2 separate regions of the Homo sapiens genome follow, and region 2 is linked to region 1. The links are chromatin loops, found by intact Hi-C in ENCODE. Cell type or tissue: HCT116. All regions are shown on one strand. Links, peaks and the distances in the headings refer to the core of each region. The heading gives the core; the rest is flanking DNA.

Evidence for each region. Peaks named below come from ENCODE experiments on the same cell type or tissue, not always from the same donor. Only the 100,000 strongest peaks of a DNase experiment are listed, where the experiment ranks them.
Region 2: it touches region 1 in a loop (4-fold over the local background); 5 of 110 quality-filtered maps call a loop at or near these places.

What each region holds. Positions count from the first base shown.
Region 1 is chr14:32,574,999-32,577,819 of GRCh38, reverse strand. AKAP6 (A-kinase anchoring protein 6) reads right to left here. Exons shown (of 14, transcript NM_004274.5): 5 at 578-700. Among named protein-coding and RNA genes, the nearest start is that of AKAP6, 250 kb to the right of the region's middle. In HCT116, for the core only: a CTCF peak has its summit at 1,539 (motif pointing left); a DNase peak (open chromatin) is centred at 1,539; H3K27me3 peaks cover 905 bases.
Region 2 is chr14:33,847,628-33,850,448 of GRCh38, reverse strand. No RefSeq gene overlaps it. Among named protein-coding and RNA genes, the nearest start is that of EGLN3, 100 kb to the left of the region's middle. In HCT116, for the core only: a CTCF peak has its summit at 1,093 (motif pointing left); a DNase peak (open chromatin) is centred at 1,118.

The DNA of each region.
Region 1 (2,821 bases), core at 143-2,642:
CAAATTCATCTGAGTGTTTTCCACTTCCCCTCCATGGTTTTCTCTATGCACAGGGATGAGTGTAATGACAGTTGTATTAATTATATGCTGAAAAACCCACATAGCAGCAAAAATGATGGAGATCATCATTTTAAATATTTTATTAAAATAACCCAGTGTAGAACAGATAATGTAGACCCTCTTGATAATGAGAGGTTCATTAATTTTACAAGAATTCTAGAAAGCTTAGAATGGTCATCAAAATCATCTCTTTCATTTATTTGTTTTTAAGAAAGGGAAAACCTTCAGTTGCTGCTTTAGAGAACAAGGGTCTAATAAAATTTTCTAAGGTATTTTTAAATAATTACTTATCCTTCCAGGAAAAGCTTTGAAAAGGTAGCTTGAAACAGAGATGATTTAGGTTTCATAGTATTACTTGAAATGCCTGTAAATTTTCATCTTCTGTGACCCATTAAAATTTGGTTTCATTGACATATAGTAACCTTTGATAAATAAAATTGATATTTCTCATAAACAAACAAGCAGTACATTAAAATCCTTTGATTATTGACAGCAAGAACAACACAATCTTGCCTACCAAGTGTGTCTCCAGATACAGTTTAAGGTCATCCATCTCTGCTTTAGGGGGAGTCCAATTTTCTGTAGTTTCCATGGCTTCATTTAACCATTGAATGAATTCATCCAGTTTGTTTACAAACCCCTTGTGAAAGGAAAGAAAAGGGGAAAAAAAGGGGCAAGAAAGGCATGTTAGTTGGTTATTCTGTAAAAAGCCAATATTAAAAGTTCCAAATTTTATCCATGATCAAATCGATCCCACCGCACTCCTATCCTAGTTTCATCTTTGCTGTAATGGAATTTCCACTATTCCTGGACCTGAACTCTTACCAAAATGGGAAAGAAACTGTCAATGCTTCCCTCTCAGTTTTTCTCTAGAATCACTTTTCTGAGGAATTTGGATTGGATTGTGGGGTGTCACTGTATGGGTGACCTCAAAACATCAAAACATTTCTGGTGTCTGACAAGCATCCCCCTGCCAAAAAATCAGGTCAGGTCTGCTAGGAACACTCGTTGGCTTTGGGGGATTGCCAAATCCTTTACAGGGATTGGCATTCCTGTAAAGATGTTGTTCTTCACCCAGAAGCCTGTGGAGTTTAGTTGCCATAGCTGAACTAGAAATATATTTCAAAATTACATAAGTATTTACAGGTCCTTGGACGAGTTCTGTCCACAGCCCAAATGTCTGTGTCTGAGCCTGTGTGCTACAAAGGAAGGAAGCGTAGAAAGTGGGACCAATGAACAAACATAAATACTTGACTTCGGGTATGTACAGACATAAAGATATATTCTTGGCTAGGAAGCACAAATCACAATAACCTTGCAATTTTTCAAATAGTGGTTATAAAATTTTATTGGCCATTTAGAAGTATACATCTGTAGAAACAGAAAATATTTTGAAAATATGAAAGCCCAACTGCAAACCTAAGTGAAAGAAATGGGGCTGGGCTCCTGCTTTCCGTGTCTGGGTAAACAGCACCACCTGGAGGTCATAAGGAGCAAGGGCAGGCTTCCACACATAACTAGGAATGGGTTGAGATGCCGTTTCCCTATTAAACTTAACCCATTCTTCAGATGTGCCTTTCAAATAATCTTGATTAATATTTTTAATGCTTAACTGAGGATGTCCTGACACTGAAGTGGAAAGAGGTAAAAGTAAATATTTTTTATAATGTTTATCACAAGCTAGGTTTTGCCATTAGGGTTTTTCCTAGATAATATTTTAAGATTCATAAACCTTTAATTCAAGCAATTAGATTACCTCAAAAAAAATCATGAGAAAAAGAGAAAATGGAATTGTGGAGAGTGGTAAGTAAAAAAACAAATAACACTCAGGAACACAAATTGTTTATTAGAGGGGGACAAAGCAGAGATGTGGGCACAGAGTCCCATAGAGTCAGATCATACCATACTGCCATGCTCTGGTGTGTTGCCAACCTGTTTAGATAGAGCTCAGTCTATCATCCCACATAGTGGTACATCATATGGTTTCCCATATTCATACATGTTTCCAAAAGCTTTTCCTATTGAAAATCTCTCTATTGTACCAAGTCTCCAAGGAGAGTCACACCCAGGGATACATATCACAACCAGATTTCACAAATGCAAGATTTCTCATTTATATTCTTTCAAAAATCTATCCCAATTGGTTAGATTTGATAAAACTAATGAGAAATATCATCTTAGAGACATCATAATCACAAACTGAGACCTACACAATTGCAATTGGCTGAGCTGGGAACTATATGGTAGTTTAACATTCCTCCAGTCCTAGACTCCAACCCTAAACTGATTGACAACATCATTGAGGTTTCTGTTGGTCATCACTCAGAAGATTTTCTTCCAGGTGAGGTGAAAATATGTCCAACAGAGAAGGTTTCAGAAATTTCATACAATGTATTCCCTTACTAAGTGAATTTTCTGGTGATCTACCAAACTCAGCCTTTTTTTCTAATTTTCTCATATTGCAACTCTTTCCAAATGCCAAGAATCCATGCAAGATCATTCATTTTGCCCCTTCTCCTATCTTCAGGGTATCAGTTTGTCTGTTCTTTCGCCTTTCCTGCATTTGCATAAATTTGAGAGTTGCTTTGCTTTTCATTTCCTCCCAAATACTTGACTCTTTTAATATCGAAGTTACACTTACTCAAGCTCAGTCTTCTCAGTAGAGTGTCCCATGTGTTCAAAATGTTATTTCCTAAACTCCTTTATCTGGTAGACTACCTAGGGATCAGAATATTTCACAGGTTCATATCTGACTTGATGT
Region 2 (2,821 bases), core at 72-2,571, 1.3 Mb before region 1:
AATGTCTGGGATAGCTCTTGGGTGATGTAATAGCACAATAGAAATATATGGGCTAACAAATGCAGCCTGTATGGTTTAATGGCTTAGAAGTCAGGCTCCTGGCCGGGCGTGGTGGCTCAAGCCTGTAATCCCAGCACTTTGGGAGGCCGAGGCAGGCGGTTCACCTGAGGTTGGGAGTTCGAGACCAGCCTGACCAACAGGGAGAAACCCCATCTCTGCTAAAAATACAAAATTAGCTGGACGTGGTGGCACATGCCTGTAATCCCAGCTACTCGGGAGGCTGAGGCAGGAGAATCACTTGGACCCGGGAGGCGGAGGTTGCCGTGAGCCGAGATCCTGCCATTGCACTCCAGTCTGGGCAACAAGAGCAAAACTCCATCGCAAAAAAAAAAAAAAAAAAAAAAAAAAAGGCTCCTGAGTCAGCCTGAATTCATTTTCCAATCTCACTCCTTATTGGCTATAATCACCTTGGACAAGTTACTTAATTTTTCTTAATCTCAGATTCTTCATATGTAGATGGGGATAATAATAGTTACCTCAAAGGACTGTTGTAAGCATTAAATGAATTAATAGGCCAGGCATGGTGGTGTGCACCTGTATTCCTAGCTACTTCGGATGCTGAGGTGGGAGCATCGCTTGAGCCCAGGAGATGGAGGCTGCAGTGAGCTCTGATTGCACCACTGCGCTCCAGCCTGGGTGACAGAGGGAGACCCTGTCTCTAAAAAAGTAAAAATTAAAATAATAATACATAGAAATCATGTAGCAGAGTCCTCAAAATGCAGCAAGTATATTTTCCATAAACAGAGTGGTAAGTATTGTGATTGTCAGCACCAGGTGTGGACTCAGGGGTAGGGTGTAGGACTCAACCTGGGGTGGAGGAAGATTTGCAAGGTTTGTCTCAGCCTCTAAGGCTTGTTTGTATAATAGAAAAACTCAAGAGCAATGACTCCAGTCCAAGCTCTGGTCTCATTCTGGTGTTCCTGTGTGGCTGAATTCCTGAATCCCATGTCTGAAGGTGTCCCTGCTGGGCAGGCAAGGGAGCTCAGTGGGGCCCTCTAGTGATGACTTCCTCCCATGCCCTGAGGCACAGCCTTGCTCAGAGGCCTCCCAAGGGTTCCCACATCCTTGGGGATTTTCTATTAGTGAGGAGCAGAGCAAAGCTAGCAAACAGGAGAGCAGCCCTGCTGGCACCGTGGCTCCCTCTGTGGCGGCTTTGAGGTCATTCATGCAAAAGGCACTGTTAGGAAACCCAGATCAGCTGCGAAGGAGCATTTCAGGTGAAAAAACAAAAATGCTTCTTAGTGGTTGACTTAGGGTTCTGAATCTATAGATACTAGATTTGGAAACTTTATCCAAATGGAGCAATTACCAGAGTGTCCGTTTCCTAGGGAGCATTCACTTTTCATCCAAGGAGTAGAACAGCAGCCTTGTTTCCTGCTGTTCCTGTAGGACAATGGAGTCCCAGGATTCAGTGTCCTGATGCTGTCTGGGAGGCTGTGGATGTAAAAAGGAACCAACGTTCTGCTCCACGAGCAGAGAGCAGACGAGAAGCAGAGCATTTGTTCCTTGCCCATCTCAACCTAATGAGGACACGGAGAGATTCTGATTGCTTTTCCATAATTATGTAGGCCTGTCAGAACCACAGCAGCTGGACAGACTTGATCCCTAACTGTGAGGGTGGAGAGTCACTTTCTACTTGGTTCCCAGCTTTGGCCTCATTCTTCTCCCCACAGCTGCAGTCACTTGACTACCTGCTTTCATGACCTCCTGTCTGGTTCTTCCTTCTTTATTTCATTTTGAATATAGCAATGTAAAGATAGCTTATATGCTATCTCCAATAAAGGATACAGATATTGCAAAAACAGCATACAGAAAGGCCTAATGGAAACTGGAGGTACAAATGATAGTAAATCATGAAGTGCACAGGTTCTGGAGGTGGGGGGGACTAGATTTCACTTCTATACCTCTCTGTTTCTACCTGTATGAACTGGGAAGGTTCTATTGTCTTAAGTTTGATGTCCCATCTGTGAAATGGAGAGTGTAATTGTACTAGTCAGAGTTCTTTGTTGCAAGCAATGGAAACCAACTCTGATTTAAGTTAAAAATAAGGAACAGGAGGAGAACTAACAAGACATTGAAATAGCTATTTCGCAGATTTGTTGTAAGGATGAAATTAGATAAAAATCATTCAGCACAATATGTGGCATGTCGACAGTGTTAGATATGTTAGCTATTATTGCATCATCATCATTTATTATGATGATGAGCTCTGTCCTAACTTTCTTACCTGTAGCTTTGGCTCGATAGAAAGTCAATGCTGGTGTTGATGCTATACAGTCTTTTGATTTTTGAGAATGGGTTTCCAAAACATATGGTCGGCGAGCAGTCTCTGGTCCAACCAGCTATTGTCAAAAGGCATAGGGTCACATGGCATAAACCTGGACTATAGCTTTTTTTAAAACAAAAATTTAAAATATATATATTTAGGGGGCACAAGTGCAGATTTCTTAACATGCTTGTATTGTGGAGCGGTGAGGTCGGGGCTCTTAGTGAACCCATCATCTGAATAGTGAAGGTCGAACCCAACAGGTAATTTTTCAACTTTCACCCCCCTCCTACCCTCCCACCTTTTGGAGTCTCCGATGTCTATTATTCCATTCTGTACATCCATGTATACTCATTACTTAGCTTTCACTTATATGTGAGGACATGTAGTATTTGTTGACTTTCTGTTCCTGAGTTATTTCATTGAGGATAATGGTCTCTAGCTCCACCCATGTTGCTGCAAAAGGCATGATTTTATTTATTTTTTTATGGCTGA